Regions from separate parts of the Homo sapiens genome. Here all the other regions are linked to region 3. Evidence: chromatin loops called from intact Hi-C (ENCODE). Cell type or tissue: ascending aorta. All regions are shown on one strand. Each heading gives the region's core, and the rest is flanking DNA. Links, peaks and the distances in the headings are about the cores only. Region 1 has its middle 62 kb from the start of AKR1C1. Region 2 overlaps LOC107984198 (a long non-coding RNA gene). Region 3 overlaps AKR1E2 (aldo-keto reductase family 1 member E2).

Region 1 (6,341 bases), core at 2,540-5,039, 52 kb after region 3:
TAAACTTTTAACCCATTTTGATTTGATTTTTTTGCATATGGCAAGAGATAGGGGTCTAGTTTCATTCTTCTGCATATAGATATCCAGTTTTCCCAGCACTATTTATCGAAGAGATTGTCTTTTCCCTAGTGTATGTTCTTGGCACCTTGTTAAAAATGAGTGCACTGTAGGTGTGTAGATTTGTTTCTGGGTTCTCTGTTCTGTTCCATTGATATATGTGTCTGTTTTTATGACAATACCCTGCTGTTTTGATTACTATAGCTCTGTAGTAAAATTTGAGGTCAGGTACAAGGCTACAGTAACCAAAACAGCATGGTACTGGTACCAAAACAGATATATAGACCAATGGAACAGAACAGAGGCCTCAGAAATAACACCACACATCTACAATCATCTGATCTTTGAGAAACCTGACAAAAACAAGAAGTGGGGAAAGGATTCCCTATTTAATAAATGGTGCTGGGAAACCTGGCTATCCATATGTAGAAAGCTGAAACTGGATCCTTTCCTTATACCTTATACAAAAATTAATTCAAGATGGATTAAAGACTTAAATGTTAGACCTAAAAGCATAAAAACCCTAGAAGAAAACCTAGGCAATACCATTCAGGACATAGGCATGGGCGAGGACTTCATGACCAAAACAACACAAGCAATGGCAACAAAAGCCAAACTAGACAAATGGGATCTAATTAAACTAAAGAGCTTCTGCACAGCAAAAGAAACTACCATCAGAGTGAACAGGCAACCTACAGAATGGGAGAAAATTTTTGCAATCTACCCATCTGACAAAGGGCTAATATCCAGAATCTACAAAGAACTCAAACAAATTTACAAGAAATTAAAAAACCTGTCAAAAAGTGGACAAAGGATATGAATGGACAGTTCTCAAAAGAAGACATCTATGCAGCCAACAGACACATGAAAAAATGCTCATCATTACTGGTCATTAGAGAAATGCAAATCAAGACCACAATGAGATACCATCTCACACCAGTTAGAATGGCAATCATTAAAAAGTCAGGCAACAACAGATGCTGGAGAGGATGTGGAGAAATAGGAATGCTTTTACACTGTTGGTGGGAGTGTAAATTAGTTCAACCATTGTGGAAGACAGTGTGGTGATTCCTCAAGGATCTAGAACTAGAATTTCCATTTGACCCAGCCATCCCATTACTGGGTATATACCCAAAGGATTATAAATCATGCTACTATAAAGACACATGCACATGTATGTTTATTGCAGCACTATCCACAATAGCAAAGACTTGGAACCAACCCAAATGTCCATCAATGATAGACTGGATTAAGAAAATGTGGCACATATACACCATGGAATACTATGTAGCCATAAAAAATGATGAGTTCACATCCTTTGCAGGGACATGGATGAAGCTGGAAACCATCATTCTCAGCCAACTATCACAAGTACAGAAAACCAAACACCGCATGTTCTCACTCATAGGTGAGAATTGAACAATGAGATCACTTGGACACAGGGTGGGGAGCATCACACACCTGGGCCTGTCAGTGGGTGGGGGGCTGGCGGGGGGATAGCATTAGGAGAAATACCTAATGTAAATGATGAGTTGATGGGCACAGCAAACCAGCTTGGCACATGTATACCTATATATCAAACCTGAAAGTATAATTTAAAAAATATTTGAGGTCAGGTAATGTGATTCCTCCAGTTTTGTATTTTTTGCTTAGGATAGCTTGGGTTATTCTGGTTCTATTAGGCTGATAACAACAGTGTTTGTATAAACAAACAAACTGGCAAAAATAAAACTAATAAAAACTTTACACCTTAAGTTCGTACTCGTACCCCAGCTTTTAAACTTTTTGTTGTTTCTATTTATATCATATTGTACTGTTTATGTCTTGAAACGTTGTTATTATTTTGATTGGTTCATCATTTAGTTTATCTGCTTAGGATTAGAGTAGTTTAGACACCACGGTTACAGTCTTATAATATTCTCTGTTTTCCTGTGTACTTGCTGTTACCAGTGAGTTCTGTACATTCAGATGATTTCTTATTTCTCATTAATGTCCTTTTCTTTCTGATTGAAGTGCTCCCTTTAGCATTTCTTGTAGGACAGGCCTGGCATTGATGAAATCCCTCAGCTTTTGTTTATCTGGGAAAGTCTTTATTTTTCCTTCATGTTTGAAAGATATTTTCACTGGATATGCTATTCTAGGGTAAAAGATATTTTTCTTCAGCACTTTAAATATGTCATGCCACTCTCTCCCGGCCTGTAAGGTTTCTATTGAAAAGTCTGCTGCCAGATGTATTGGAGCTCCATTGTATGTGTTTTTTTTCTCTCTCTCTCTCTCTCTTTTGCTGCTTTTAGGATCCTTTCTTTATCTTTGATCTTTGAAAGTTCGATTATTAAATGGCCTGAAGTACTCTTATTTGGGTTAAATTTCCTTGGTGTTCTATAACCTTCTTGTATTTGAATATTGATATCTTTCTCTGGGTTTGGGAAGTTCTCTGCCATCCCTTTGAATAAACTTTCTATCTCTCTTTCTTTCTCTACCTCATCTTTAAGCCCAGTAACTCTTAGATTTGCCTGCTGATTCCTTCCATTGATTTTACCTTTTTTTAGACAACTGTCTTAATCAAGTAACTATCAACATAGTAGAAAGTATTAGTGGAAAGTATTAGTGGCACATAACACCTCACACTCTAAAAAACAGCATATGTTAAATTCGAAAAATGATGTGAACTCATATCTTCAAAATAACATCTTCCAGGCTGGGTGCGGTGGCTCACACCTGTAATCCCAGCACTTTGGCAGGCCAAGACGGGTGGATCAGTTGAGGTCAGGAGTTCAAGACCAGCCTGGCCAATAACGTGAAACCTCATCTCCACTAAAAATAGAAATTAGCCAAGTGTAGTGACATGTGACTGTAACCCCACCTACTTGGGAGGCTGAGGCAGGAGAATCGCTTGAACCCAGGAGGCAGAGGTTGCACTGAGTCAAGATCTTGCCACTGTACTCCAGCCTGGTGACAGAGGGAGACTCTGTCTCAAAAAATAAAAATAATAATAAAAAAATAAAAAACACATCTTCCAGCCCAGTAGTACTTTTACCCCACCAGTTCTTTCTTGTGTGTTGAGATGGAGTCTTGCTCTGTTGCCCAGGCTAGAGTGCAGTGGCGTGATCTTGGCTCACCACGACCTCCACCTCCCGGGTTCAAGCGATTCTCCTGCCTCAGCCTCCGGAGTAGCTGGGATTACAGGCACGTGCCATCATGCCCAGCTAATTTTTGTGTTTTCGGTAGAAACGGGGTTTCACCATCTTGGCCAGGCTGGTCTCAAACTCCTGACCTCAGGATCCACCCACCTCAGCCTCCCAAAGTGCTGGGATTACAGGCGTGAGCCACCACACCCACCCCCCACCAGTTATTTTCATGTGCAACACTAATGACCAAAATTTGTTTGATCTATTTCCCTCTAAAAGAATTTTGTCTTCTTGTAGTATAACTGTTTTTTGTCTTAAAGCAGGCAAAATAAGGACAAATCAGAATATTGTGTTATGTCCAGAAAGCAAGGTTGGTTTTGAAGGCTGCTAGCAATGATTCTGAAAGGGCAAAGCTGCTCACTGAAGGAATCCTATTAGACTCACTGTGACATTTAAAAATGAAAATAGTGTTAACATTGTTATTTGGAAAAGTGGAGTCTATAAAAAGCCATGAATTAATAATTATGCTGAAAAAAGCAAATTCATATAAAGTTTGGAGAAGGTAGCTAGAATATAAAAAGAGGTGAACAAAATGTTTAATTCGTTACTGATTTTAATAAGTTAGGGAAGATTATATGTACGAGCACTTTTTTTTCTTTCATATGAGTTTCAGATTAGAGAATGAACAACATGTACTTCTTTCTGGTTTCGGAAGCAGAAACTTGAAAGCAAGCCAAGCAGTGTTGAAAGTGTGACAAGTACAAGAATAATCAGTTCAATCAGTCATCATACAAAATAAAGGTTAAGCACTCCAGTGGAAAGTACCAGTTTTCAAACACCAATAAATGGAAACTCTAAAATGCATATCAACTCAGGACACACAAGTTTGAGAAACGACTAAAGCTTATGAGAAAGTCAAAAGGCACAGACATTTGTTTAACTGTGTGGAAAGAAGTGCCTTTGTGTGAAAGAGAGCTCACTCGGCCTGATGATTGTGGCCTTGGGATTGACTCATCCTGGGAAAGGGACTCACGCTTAGGACTGAAGGGGGCCAGCCCCTCCACACCTGTGGGTATTTCGATTCAGGTGGGAGGAGAGACTGAGAAAAGAAATAAGACACAGAGACAAAGTACAGAGAAAGAACTGTGGGCCGAGGGGACCAGCGCTCAGCATACGAAGGACCCGCACCGGCACCAGACTCTGAGTTCCCTCAGTATTTATTGATCATTATTTTTACTATCTTAGCGAGGGGAGTGTAGCAGGGCAACAGGTGGGGAGAAGGTCAGCAGGGAAACATGTGAGCAAAGGAATCGGTATCATGAATAAGTTCAAGGAAAGGTACTGTGCCTGGATGTGCACGTAGGCTAGATTTATGTTTCTCTTTACCCAAACATCTCAGCGTAGAAAAGAGTAACAGAGCAGTATTGCTGCCAGCATATCTCGACTCCAGCCACAGGGCGGTTTTCTCCTGTCTCAGAATAGAACCAATGGGATTGGTCTGCTTTACACCTAGACATTCCATTCCCAGGGACGAACAGGAGACAGAAGCCTTCCTCTTATCTCAACTGCAAAGAGGCCTCTCTCTTTCACTACTCCTCCTCAGCACAGACCCTTTATGGGTGGGATGTCGGGCTGGGGGACTGTCAGGTCTTTCCTTTCCCACGAGGCCATATCTCAGTCTGTCTCAGTGGGGGGAAACCTTGGACAGTACCTAGGCTTTCTTGGGCAGAGGTCCCTGCAGCCTTCTGCAGTGCATGGTGTCCCTGGTTAATCGAGAATGGAGAATGGCGATGACTTTTACCAAGCATACTGCCTGCAAACATATTGTTAACAAGGCACATCCTGCACAGCCCTAAATCCATTAAACTTTGATTCAATACAGCACATGTTTCTGTGAGCACAGGGTTGGGGCTACAGTTACAGGTTAACAGCATCTCAAAGCAGAAACAATTTTTCTTAGAACAGATCAAAATGGAGTTTGATATGTCTTCCTTTTCTACATAAACACAGTAACAATCTGATCTCTCTTTCTTTTCCCTACATAGGACCTGCTGAGAAACAATATCAATTAATCAATTATCCAAGTTCAGCAATTTCAGCTGGTCTTTTTGGGGATATTTCAATAAAGCTTTATTCATGAACACTGAAAGTTTTAATTCATGTAATTTTACATGGCATGAAATAATATAAATCTCTTACATTTTCAATCGCTAAAAAATATACAAACCATTTTTGGCTCATGGGCTATACAAAACTGGGCAGCACGTTAGGCTTGTGGGCCATAGTTCTGTATAGTTAGTGGGTATTATTATATCTGTAGTTATTTTTCTATAAATTCTTATTTTAAAATTATGATCACATACATACAATGTAATATTTATTATTGTAACTATTCATAAACATATAATCCAGTGGCATTAAATGCATTCACAATGTTGTGTGACCATCACCATTTCTATACCCAAAACATTTTTGTCATTCTTAGCAAAAACTCTGTACCTATTAAAAAATTTCCTTTTGAGTTGTTCATTGTTGGTGTATGGAAACACAACTGATTTTTTTGTGTGTTGATCTTATACTCTGCAACTCTGCAGAATTTATTTATTAACTCTAGAAGATTTCTTATGAATTATTTGAGATTTTCTACATGTAGGGTCATATCGTCTGTGAAGAGAGGATTCCTTTTACTTCTCTTTCTTGTCTGATAGCTCCAGCCAGAATATCCATTACAATGTTAAATAGTAGTGATGAAGGCAGGCATCCTTGTCTTGTTCCTCACCTTAAGGGGAACACTTCCAGTCTTTCCCCTTTGAATTTCTCACATATGGCTTTTATGTGTGTTTTTTACCTTTATTATATTAATTGTTTTATTACATTAATTGATTTTCTTCTTTGAACCATCCTTGTGTTCCTAAAGTCCCATTGGATGATGATGTATAATCCTTTTAATATGTGATGGGATTGGATTTTCTAATATTTTACTGCAGATTTTTGAATAAATATTCACAGGGAATAAAGGTCTACAGTTCTCTTGCAATAACTTTATCTGAGTTTTGTATCAGAGTAATGATAGCCTCATAGAATGAGTTTGGAAGTGTTCCTTTCTCTTCAAGTTTTTGGAAGCATTTCAGGATTGGTATTATTTCTCTTTAAATG
Region 2 (5,740 bases), core at 3,241-5,740, 230 kb after region 3:
CCTGGCATAAGTCAAAATAAATGCTTATATTTGATCACTAAAATACGAGGTAATGATCCACCTCAGGGAGGAGAGTATGTGACTGCAATTAGAATCTTTAAAGCCTTCTGTTTAGAAAGCATGCTTGCTTGAACTTCAAGTTTCTAGGCAAATGTAAGGGTCATTTGTAAAAGCTGAGTTTTTCCTGTTGCCAATAAGGATAGAGACCTTTTCTTCTATGCTCATGTCTTAGACTATTTTCTTAAGAAAAAAATTGTATTTGTAAACTCTTCCTTAGTCCCTTTATTATGCATGTCAGTTTTTTGAAAAGCTGACTAAGCCTCTAGCCAGAATTGCAACCTGCCAGTGTTGTGTTAAGGGTAAGAGAGACAACTCTTTGGAAATGAAAATATCAAGAAAGATAACTTCCTATCTCCATGGGCCCCTTACTCCAAGCTACAACTGCCTGCTTGTCATAAAGAAATGTTATTTTTCCTTGGGATAAAGGTGACTGTCTAGCACAGAAGGATACCCCAATTACCAGGTGAATTTAGGATGGAGAATGTTATAAAAAGAATGTTTGAAAGAATGTTATAAAAAATGGTGGTGTTAGGCCTTATTACATGAAGACCAGTTATCATTTATCTCAAGAAGATGCATGTAAGGATTATATTTCTTGGCTATATAAAGGGGTGAGATTTCTTTCTGTCTTTGTAATCTCTTTAGCATGTTACCTGTGATGCACATTGCAGCCTGGTTTAATGCTTTTTAAATTTTATTTGTTTATTTATTTATTTTCGAGACAGAGTCTTGCTCTTTCTCCCAGGTTAGAGTGTAGTGGCACAATCTTGGCTCACTGCAACCTCCGCCTCCTGAGTTCAAGTGATTCACATGCCTTAGCCTCTCAAGATGCTGGGATTACAGGCAGGCACCACCCCACCCAGCTAATTTTTGTATTCTTAGTAGAGATGTGATTTCACCATGTTGGCCAGGCTGGTCTCGAACCCTTGTCCTCATGATCCGCCTGCCTCAGCCTCCCAAATTGCTGGGATTACAGGTGTGAGCCACTGCACCCAGCCCTAATGCTTTTTTAATAAGAAAATTATTTTCTTTATTTTCTACTTTATAGAGAGTTTTGTAGAATGGCAGGAGATTTCATTTTTAACATTATTCTCCAATATAAAGGAGAACAGACTTGACAGTTGTCCCAAATTAGGTAAAAGATTGAGATTGGAGATCCCCATAGGCCCATAATTTCTACCTTTGGTAACATAATGGAAGACATAGAACAACCCTCCCCTACACAGACTCCTCAGTGGGACAGCCCAATTACATCCACTGTCCTGAGCACATGGACCCCCTTTCTCTCTCAGTCTTACCCACATGACTCAGCGAGCAGCTCCAGCCCAGATCACAGAACCATATGAAGAATTGAAAACCCCACCTTCTCAAGAGGGCCAAGGGCAGAGCATTGACATATTTGATTAGTACCAAGGAGACATGAGAAAAATGAAAAGACTGCCATGACTGTATTTTGGTATTCCAGAGTTTCTGCCTTGCTGCTATCAAGAACATCACCCTCACCTTGGGTGCTTCTTGTTAGTAATTCTTCCTCCTTGACCTCACCCTGTTCTGTGGTTGTAAATCCCCACTTGTCTTGGTTGAAGGCAGAGTTGAGCTTGAAGGAAACCAAAATATTTCACTCTTGGGAAAGGAAGATAAATCTTAGGGCCCCAAAATCACTAAGCTAAAGAAAAAAGTCAAGCTGGGAACTGCTCAGCACAAACTTGCCCCCCATTCTATTCAAAGTCACCCGTCTGCTCACCGAGATAATTACATATTTGATTGCCTCCTTTGCAGAGGCTAACCAGAAACTCAAAAGAATGTAACCATTTGTCTCTTATCTATCTATGACCTGGAAGCCCCCTCCCCACTTCAAGTTGTCCCACCTTTCCGGACTGAACCAATGTTCATCATACATGTGTTGATTGATGTCTCATGTCTCCCTAAAATGTATGATACCAAGCTGTGCCCCGACCACGTTGGACACATATCCTCAGGACCTCCTGAGGGTGTGTCATGGTCATTTGTCCTCAATATTGGCAAAATAAACTCTCTATATTAACTGAGACCTCTCTCAGATTTTGGGGGTCCATACTCTAAAAGAAAGTATTTTGACAAATTTCAAGATGGCTATTCAGAAGGGCAGGAAATACAAGAACAGCTGAAAACTGTCTGTTATGAGAGAGGCTTGCACCTGTAGAGAAACTCTGCTTGGATGCAGCCAGGCTTTCTCTGAGGCTTTCCCTTTGACTTAGGAAAGATTAACTGACGGTCTGACATCTTTAAAGGTCTGAAGAAAACATTTTCCATCTCTTCTCTTAAGTGCTGCTATCTGTGAGGTTTCATTGACATAGTGTGCAAGAAGATTAAATTTTGGTACCCGAAACTCTTTTAGCCAAAGAGAAAATTCTAGCCAGGAACTGGGACACAAAAACCTGCCTCCCTCTTTTGGTTCCTAAATAAGATGGCTACAAGATGAAAGGCTACCCACCTCCCCCATATTTTGTCCACAAGGAAATTCCTGGTGAGCTGTTGAAACTTCACCATGGTGATACAAATCCATAGCTTATCTTTACAGTTGCGGTCACCCCACAGACACAAATGCATTTCCGATTGTTCACCTACCCCATTTTGTCTGTGTTATCTTATGTAAAATGCAGAGTCCCCATATTTTTCCTCTGCCCCCTGTTGTTGATGTGAGAACTGTGTGCTTCTCAATATCCCGCCCTTTCCCCTTTAAATTTGGAGCCCTCAAAATCAGAGAAAGGCATAGACCTGTCTCCTGGGTGCATCCTCAACTTTGGCAAATAAATCTCCTAAAATTACTGAGACCTGTCTCATCATTCTTTGGTTGACAATAACAAGACCTCTGCTAGCCAGGCCTCCTCTTTTCTCCCTCCCATAACCCATGTTGCCACTACAATCTGTTTTGCCAAGATTTAAGTCCCTCTCTCATTTTTTTTTTATAAACTTAGATGGTTTACACGTTGCTCTGTGGTTCTCCCCTACACATGGTCATAAGTTTGTGTGCCTTTTCTCTTTCTAATCTGCCTTTTGTTAGGTGAATTTTTAGTGAACTTAAGAAGGTAGAGAAAATTTTTTCCCTTGGCCCCCACCAGCATGATCGCTCTCCCACAGAAAGACCCAAATTAAGTGGCCCTACATCTAACGCCATGGCCCCCCTTGAGTGAAGTATTTCTCACTGTGTTTTAGGAAATGTCATAAATAAGTTTTTTTTAACACCCTGTCGGACCATAAAGGATTGATCTACTGGTAGACACTTATTCTCAATCAGAGCTTTTCCCAAGGGAATTTGTCATGTGGAAAAAAGCCATTTGTCAAGGAATGGCCAGGCATTGTGGCTCATGCCTGTAATCCCAGCACTTTGGGAGGCTGAGGTGGGCGAATCACCTGAGGTTGGGAGTTTGAGACCAGCCTGACCAACGTGAAGAAACCCTGTCTCTACTAAAAATACAAAATTAGCCGGGCATGGTGGTGCATGCCTCCTATCCCACCTACTCGGGAGGCTGAGGCAGGAGAATCACTTGAACCCGGGAGGCAGAGGTTGCAGTGAGCCAAGATCATGCCATTGCACTCTAGCCTGGGCAATAAGAGCAAAACTCCATCTCAAAAAAAAAAAAGTCAAGGAATATGGGAGTCACGGGGGCTCGGATGTATTACTAGGGGGGCTCTAGAGAGATGGAGGGGCACAGGTTGCTGGGGCTAAGATATCCTGAGCTGCACTGGTTTCTGAGCTATTCAAATCCCAGTTGTTTCACCCTTTATTTTTGGAATCACCCAGGATCCTTTTAGCAACCACCTTTCACTTGCATTTAAGCCTGTTTTTACGGTTGCAAACACACAAAACACACTTAAATAAGATGATGTAACAGTAGTTCTCAAATCATAGCAACAACTCTAGTAGTTGTGTCCTAGGAAATTAAAATTCTGTGTTACCTACTTGCTATGGTTTGATGTGTTCTCCAAAGTCCATGTGTTGGAAACTTAATCCTCAATGCAATAGTGTTGAGATGTGGGACCTTTAAGTGATAATTAGATCATGAGGGATTTGCCTCATTCATTAATTATTGCTATTATCTCAGGTGAGTTAGTTATCGGAGATTGAAATCCTGATAAAAAGTTGAGTTTGTTCTCTCTGTCTCTCTCTCTCTCTCTCCACTCTAGAATTGTAAAAAACTAATCTCTATTCTGCATAAATTACCCAGTCTCAGGTATTCCATTATATTAGCAGGAAATGGACTAAGACACTACTTTATAAAATTTTGCAGTTTCCAATGTTCAGCTTTTCCTTGATCCGGCTTCATCTACATTTTTCTTTGCTTGTTACTGATGGTGAAATTTTCCTGTTGTCTTTCATTTATGGCTTACACTATCACATGCTCTGTACTAATTCATGCCTTCTATTTCCTTCTGTTGTTTTTGGAAGCATCTCTTTTCATGTGTCTCATTTTTAGGCTCTATAAGACATATCGTAAAACTCACTTGATTCCTCACTGTCATGCATAGAGCTCTGTCTGGGGGAAGTTCTCCCTCCTGACATGCTACGCCATTACCCAGCCAAAGGAGCACTGCCTTTGCTTTATTTGCACATTCCTGTTTTAAACAGTCATGCCCAGAATTATGTGGCTACTTGGCGCACATAATGAAAAATCTGGTTTTTGAAGTCATGCATAAAATTAAAATATCTTTGTATTTGGTTGTCTCACATCCACTGTGGTCTCTGTTTCAGCACCTCATTGGGATTATTGAACTCATTAAATTCTTTACATGAACTTGAATTGTTCATTGAAATCTCTAGCCATTTCCCTGGTTAAACAGGATAATCTTTTTTTTTCACTAAAGAACATTCGTGGTGGTTTAGTGATGAGGTTAATATTCCCCTCTTGTCCACCTCCACATTGGAAAAACCACGTTGGACTGAGTTTTGAGGAGCAAAGAACTAATCACTTGACCAAAGGGGCCCTGTATCCCCACAAGCCCTGGGTATTTTTCTCTCATAGAGAGAAGAGGGTCTGTATGGATACCTGAAAATGTGATTTTATATATTCTTGGCATCCAGGGGAGAAAAATCAAAAAGCAAGGAAGCTACAGTTATCTCCCCAGAAATTAATGGGTCATGTCAAGACTATAGGTTTTCATTTCCTTCTGTTGCTTGTTAGAATGATGTTCTTGTGGGAAACTGGAGTTCCACAATTCCCATTTCTTCTTGACTCCCTACCCTAGCTAAGTACTTTATTCTTAAGAGACTGGCACCAAGTCACTGTGTCCTATTATGGAAATGCAAGGTTTGTCTTTTGAATGGATTTCTGAAGACAATGGGTAAAACATTAAAGTTGATTTAATTGCTTGCCTGTCTGGGCAAGGAGTTTGGTTTTTGCTGAACATTCCCCTTAGTAAAATGGCAGGATGGTTTGCTTGCCATTGAAACTAACCAAACATTTAATCCTTTTCCCTTTAGAGAAAAAAGAAAAAAAAAGGTGCAGCTCACTGCCAGTGCCCATTTAGTTTTACATTAACATGTTCCTTGAGGTTGAAGCAAATCTGACCGATTTTCAATGTAAAAATAACATATAAAAACTGTTCTCGGAGTTATTTCTAAACAGAACTAAGATCAGAATTCTTTGAATCATCAGAATCATCTCTTTTGAAAAATCGATTCATCAAATGAATCTTCAGC
Region 3 (6,341 bases), core at 2,299-4,798:
AGATGGAGTCTCACTCTGTCATCCAAGCTGGAGTGCAGTGGTGCGATCTCGGCTCACTGCAACCTCCACCTCCTGGGTTCAAGCGGTTCTCCTGCCTCAGCCTCCTGAATAGCTGGGACTAGAGGCATATGCCACCATGTCCGGCTAATTTTTAAATTTTTAGTAGAGATGGGGTTTCACCATATTGGCCAGGCTGGTCTCAAACTCCTGACCTCGTGGTCTGCCCATCTTGGCCTCCCAAAGTGCTGGGATTACAGGCGTGAACCACCGCGCCCAGCCGCTATAACTTTTAACAATTCCCATATGTCCTTTATTCCACTAAGATGAGTGCAGTATATATTTCCATCTGTCCAAGGCTTCCTAAATGTAGCCAAGGCCAAGCCAACACCAGTCACATGATCAAAATCAAAGGGCATTTGGGGAATCCAGGCTGTGATTCAGGGAAGTTCCAAGTGTCTGATGAAGTGTTTGTTTTACATCTTTGTGTCCCTTGCAGGTCTAGCACTGTGCTATGTAGGTAACATGTGCTCCATTAAATGTGAATTAAACTAAGTTTTCTACAAACATTGTGTTTTGGTTCCAGGTGTTTGATTTTGAATTAACACAGCACGATATGGATAACATCCTCAGCCTAAACAGGAATCTCCGACTGGCCATGTTCCCCATGTAAATATGGCTCCTTCTTTTTAAAACAGAGGGAAGAATATACAGATTGAATGATTGGTGTCTGAATAGGTATTTATCATACACATTTTAGATTAATTAAACTTTCTCATTATAATTCTTTCCTGTTTGAAGATGAGCCACTGAATGAAGCTAATTTCATGCACTGGGGAGTTTAAAAGTATATACCATTTAAAATGTTTCTCTTAAAAAATAATCATTCTTTGTTCCTATTTTTGATTTGTTTTTCTGTTTTTCAGAACTAAAAATCACAAAGACTATCCTTTCCACATAGAATACTGAGGACGCTTCCCCTTCCTTGTTTCTGCTCAGCCCAGATGCACAGACACTATTGGCAATGTTGACCCTCCTCTGTCATCACAGCGCCAGGGCAGCTGTGCCTGGGACAGGAGCCACACAGTCAGAGGGGGATGTAAGAGCCACCTTCTCTGACAAATCTGGAGAATTGAGTGTGTTCTAAGTGAAGGCAATGGGGTTTCTCCAAGACAGCCTGTGTGGCCTCTACTCTGAACAAATACACTGATGAGTCATCAGTGAAATTTGCCTTCACATTTTAAGAAAACTTTATCTTATGGAGTTATTTAAGCCATCTACAGAGCTGAGGAAACAGTGTAATGTGTCTCTGCCCCATTGCGCAGCTCCACCCATTGTGCCCCAGGCCAGCCCGCGTCACCTACACTTCCTTCTGTGCCCTGCCAGTGACCCCCAGGTTATTCTAAAGCAGAGTCCTTCCCTTCCCCCAGTGAGAAGGAAAATGGGATAAGTCTGGGACACTGTTTCAGTTCAATAAAGAGGCTTTTTTCTTCCTTAAAAATCTGAATTTTAATTTCTTTTTTTTTTTTTTTTTGAGACAGAGTCTCACTATGTCACCCAGGCTGGAGTATAGTCAAGTGATCTCAGCTCACTGCAACCTCCGCCTCCTGGGCTTAAGTGATCCTCCTGCCTCAGCCCCCCAAGTAGCTGGTTAATTCCTAAATACTAGTTTTTAATACGGTCTTCTGATAAGTCAGATTATACCTGGGGAACCCCCATAGCGGAGATGAAATACAGCTCACTTTCTCACATCTGCTCATTCAGCCTGTTTAGATTCATGTATCAGAAGGAGGCCCTGCAGAGCATGGTGTTCACGCCCAGGCGTTGGTAGAGGGTGTGGGTTAATGGACTTCCTGTGGTCCAGACGCCATGATCCCTGTCTTTGCTGTCTGCTCAGTGAATCTGGCCTAGCTCCTGTGCCCTGGGATTCATACCGGATCTCCAGGGATATAACTTCTCAACTCACAGGCCCTTGGCTCCTATTCAAAATGAGTTAAGCCAGAAAGAAATTGATGTCTACTCCATGGTCTCTTCCCGCTTCTTGTGTCCCCCACATCAGCCTCCAAACAAGCCTCTCATTTCCTCCTCCCTCTGCATCAGGTTCAGGGAAGATATGGAGGTGTTGCCCAGTGGCTGAAGGGGACTGTTTGGGGACAGTTCCCCTCCACATCACTTCCCATTTTCACTCTATCACAAGCAGGCCAGCTGAGTCAGAGGTGTGGGTTCTGCAGATAAAAGTTGTGCTTTTCTAGCTCTGTGATCCTGAGCAGACTGCCTCACCTCCCAGCCTTCAGTGTCCTTGTCCACTCAGTGGAGGAATTGCAGCACCTCCCGGTTGTGGAGACAGCATCTGGCCCAAGTTATGTTCTAGGAAGAATGCATTGTTACTGCGACCAGTATCATTGCCATTGCCTCATTCCTCAGTTTCTCATCCACCTCCCTGCCCAGCCTTCCAGATGTGCAGGGATGTGTAGAAACCTTCTAGCTTGGCCTCAAGAGAGGACTTTGCTGCGGGTGTCACCAAAACGAAAAGACATGACTGGTGCAAGAGCTTCATGGGAGCCTCGCCCTAGTGGGGGTAGGATTGAGGGTGGGGTGTCATGGTTTGACCAAATTTCCAGGGAGAGTTTAATCAGAAGACTGTTTACAAAGGACTGAGGAAATGGGAGAGTCTCTTGACCTTCCTACGATCAGGCCCTGTCCACCACCATGGACCTTTAATTTTTCCATGTTCGTGACTCCTTATCATTCATTAGCTGTGTGACTTTGTGCAAATTACTTAACCTTTTAAACCTTTAAACTCTTTGTCACTGTCTACCTAGAGGTGTTAGGATTCAGTGGCATAGTGCCATGCAGCAGGTGACACAGTCATCTGCATGTAGCACTCTTGTGAACACATGCGTGTGTAGGTGTGTGACTTGTATTTTATCTCCCACAGAGTCAAAAATCTAACTGCTATTTTGTGAATTTTCCTTGTCACTTATACTTAAACCATTGTTCATTGACCTTAAAAGTAGAGAGTAGAATGGTGGTTACCAGAGGCTGGGGAGGGCAGGGGTGGATGGCTGATGAGGAGAGGTTGGTCAGCAAGGACACAGTTGCAGTTGGGAGGAATGAGTCTCAGCGCTCCATTGCACAGTAGCGTGAGTTGGTTAACAGTAATACGTCAGGTGTCTCACGATAGCTGGCCAATGAGGATCCACTACGTTATTTGCATTTCATGGATTTACTTCCAGCCGGCATGAAAACTGAGTGAAGCTGGCCACCAGGTGGCGCTGGGAAGCACTTAATGGTCCAGTGCATCTGCGGCTCTTAACAGGAGATGGCAGCCTTTTACTGTCTTTGATTTTAAGACCTCTTCAACTTTGTACAATCACAGTGAGGAAGGAAACAATGGATAGCAAAAATAGGCAAACACTGGGCAACTGCAAAGCTTAAAAAGTTTCACAGAAGTTACGCAGCCTCGTTCTTGAGCAGTATTTCCCAGTTCCCTTTTCAGATGGTAATTGATAACCCGGCCCCTCTTGTCTGTTCATTCTGAGTGGAGCTGACAAGCCCTCCCCTTCTTTGGTTCCCTGCTTTTCTCTAGGGAATGTGACTTCTGTGTAAGTTCTTCCCCACTCTGGGGCCTGGAGACCAAGGTCCACAGAGGAGGTGTAAACGTGTGCCCTTAAGGGACCCTCTGCGTCAAATGATTGTGGGCATCTCTCCTGACTTTAAGACTGGGAGATACTCAGATACTCGTTTCAGTAGCTGCTTCTCCTCATTGGCACTTTCGTATTTTATTTGAATGGAAAATCCAAGGATAAGTGGTAATCAAAGGCTTAAAAAGCTGGAAACAGATTCGGGAGGTGTGGATGGGCATCAAATGGGCATCAAGGAGCAAGAGACCTTGGGGAGGATGGCAGGGCCTCGCTGACTGATGGCAGTTTATGTTTGATTGTTTTGAGAAACTGCCAACTGTTTCCCAAAGTGCACAGGCTTACAGTCGCATCAGCAATGTGCGAGGTTCCGGTTTCTCCACACCCTCGCCAGCATTAGTTTTGGTCTGCCCCTGTTGTTGTTACAGCTGTTTTAGTGGGTGTTCAATGGTGTCTCATTGTGGATTTCATTACAATTCCTTACTGCCTAATGATCTGAGCATCTTTTCATGTGCTTATTGGCCATTTGTATGTCTTTGGTGAAATCCCCCATGGCATTCCTATGAGTTCACTGTGGGTGCCGCAGGGTGACTATGTGCACAATCTTGGAACTGTGCATTTAGACACTATTTATTAGTTCCCAACTTTAATCAATGATAAAATTCGCATTTTAGCACGTTTATTTCTCCATCTTTTCTCTTTCTTCCATTTCTCCTTTTCTTCACACAGACATCTAATATGCACCTTAAACTTTATGTGTCTAAAACAATGCTTCAAGCTCAACCCCAGCTCTCCAACAAGCTTTCTTTATTGTTATTCCTTAGTTATAAAGATGAGGGAGACTTGGTCTTGCCCTTAAACACCCAAGTTGAAATGGGAGAGGCACGCATGTGGAGGCGATCACAGAACAGTGACATGTGATGCGACCAGCTCTGGCTGGGTTTGGGCACATTTTCATTTTATATCATGAAATTGATCAAGACCCTGTGTCTTCATTGTGTTCCTTTTTCTTGTTATGCAGCATATTTTCACAGGACTGAATTCTTTTACGTATCCATACACTGGGGCAAATCAACTATCCAGACCTAGGTTAGCAACATTAGATGATGTGACATCCACCATACTGTGGTCATTGTCACTCCCGGTTGGATTCTGCTCTGGGCAGAGAGGGCTAATGGGCGTGACTCTAGGCCCAGTTTCCATAGCCTGGCAGTCCTCACTAGGAGGCTAGAGCTGGACTGGAAGCCTGTCTTCACCAACTGGTTTCTGGTACTTTGAACACATGGAGAACAAGGAAAACTACAATTTTTAATGTGCACTTCTGTCACGTATCGCCTCTGCCACTTAGAATTATATCCATGCTCCAACACCAATCCCTCCCTAACATTAGCTAGTACTAACTCGATGCTTTCTGTGTGCCAGGTACTATTCTATAAGTATGTTACAGGTTTTAACTGAATCTTCACAGAAAGGTAGGATTTACCATTATTTCTGTTTTATAAATGAAATAACCAAGGAATAGAGAAGTTAAGTAAATTACCCGCAAATACCCAGCTAGTAAAGTGATGTAAGTAGAATTTGACTCGGGAAATCTGGCTTCAGAGGCTGGGCTTTTAATTACATACCATGTGGGAAACAGTTAACTAGGTACTCTTTCTCTTGGAATTAATCTTTTTAAACTATGTAAATAAGAGGGTGAGACTTTTGGTGTTGATTCCCGAGAAGATAGGACACATTCCACCCCACAGGACTGGCATGTGGCCCAGTGACAGTGCCAGACCCTTTGAACACACAGCTCCGTTCCATGTGACGCCAGTGGAAAATCAAACATTTCTTGGCAGTATTGACGAGTATTTGGATGAAAGAAACAGAAGAGCTCATTAAACCTGCAAAACTCTATTCCAATGGTGACCAGCATTACTTCACCTGGGAAATCATTGAAAAACAATTACTGTGAGACTGGATTGGTGAGTCACACGAGTTCAAGCCATTATATGCTTAATTTACTTCCAGCCCTGATTTTAAACAGAGGCGGTATATTTAAATCAGAAGGAGATACGGAAACAGCAATTTCTTGGCTAGAAAAATCAGCATCTCTAGGGGGAAGTGGAAAATTCTCAAAGAGCTGAAGAGCATGAAAAAGGCTCCTTCTCTTGTCAAGATAGATCACGGCCCTCATTAGTGAAGAAGATTCTGCAGGCACAAAGGGCCCTGAACAAATGCTGGGCAACAACAGAAACTGTGGTGCGATTAATTCTTGTAAAATAATAAGACAGAAATAGCTCCATCAATGGAAGGAGAATACCGTTAGCTAGAGACTACCCAAAGGAAGAGAATCTCTGAAATTAAGTTAGATTAAGTGGGATTGAGTTGTGACAGCTGCAGGGACAGACCTTCACCACTGTGCCACCCCACCTGGTGTCTAATGAATTTACGCTGAAGCAGGTTAGGACAGTTTGCAAGCAGAAAATACAACAGAGATGGATTGGCAAGGTCTGCTGGAATTGCTGCTGCTTTTTTATTTTCATTTTATTTTGTTGTTTTTGTTCTAAAAATATTTTATTCTTTTTTTTGGCTTACACGGCAGAAATCCATTTTCTCACAGTTTTAGAGGCTAGAAGTCTAGGGTCAAGGTGTTAACAGATTTGGTTTCTTCTGAGGCCTCTCTCCAGGACTTTTCCTTCTGTGTCCTCACATGGTCTT

Evidence for each region. A loop is a pair of places that touch in the nucleus more often than their neighbours do. Peaks named below come from ENCODE experiments on the same cell type or tissue, not always from the same donor. Only the 100,000 strongest peaks of a DNase experiment are listed, where the experiment ranks them.
Region 1: a loop joins it to region 3, with 2.8 times the contacts of the local background. A loop is called at or near these places in 3 of 110 quality-filtered maps.
Region 2: a loop joins it to region 3, with 2.7 times the contacts of the local background. A loop is called at or near these places in 3 of 110 quality-filtered maps.

Annotation. Positions count from the first base shown.
Region 1 is chr10:4,898,730-4,905,070 of GRCh38, forward strand. It overlaps the pseudogene AKR1C6P. Among named protein-coding and RNA genes, the nearest start is that of AKR1C1, 62 kb to the right of the region's middle. In ascending aorta, for the core only: no CTCF peak of the experiment used is centred there; no DNase peak of the experiment used is centred there; H3K4me3 peaks cover 987 bases; H3K27ac peaks cover 2,050 bases.
Region 2 is chr10:5,072,204-5,077,943 of GRCh38, forward strand. It overlaps LOC107984198 (a long non-coding RNA gene), which reads left to right. Exons shown (of 5, transcript XR_001747341.2): 4 at 5,697-5,740. It overlaps LOC124902366 (a long non-coding RNA gene), which reads right to left and starts at 766. Exons shown (of 2, transcript XR_007062039.1): 1 at 1-766. It also overlaps a transcript of AKR1C3 not described here. In ascending aorta, for the core only: no CTCF peak of the experiment used is centred there; a DNase peak (open chromatin) is centred at 4,628; H3K27ac peaks cover 1,041 bases.
Region 3 is chr10:4,846,565-4,852,905 of GRCh38, forward strand. AKR1E2 (aldo-keto reductase family 1 member E2) reads left to right here. Exons shown (of 10, transcript NM_001040177.3): 9 at 584-666; 10 at 924-1,498. The coding sequence ends at 966. Among named protein-coding and RNA genes, the nearest start is that of AKR1E2, 24 kb to the left of the region's middle. RefSeq lists an enhancer at 3,133-3,427. In ascending aorta, for the core only: a CTCF peak has its summit at 3,290 (motif pointing right); a DNase peak (open chromatin) is centred at 3,257; H3K27ac peaks cover 1,201 bases.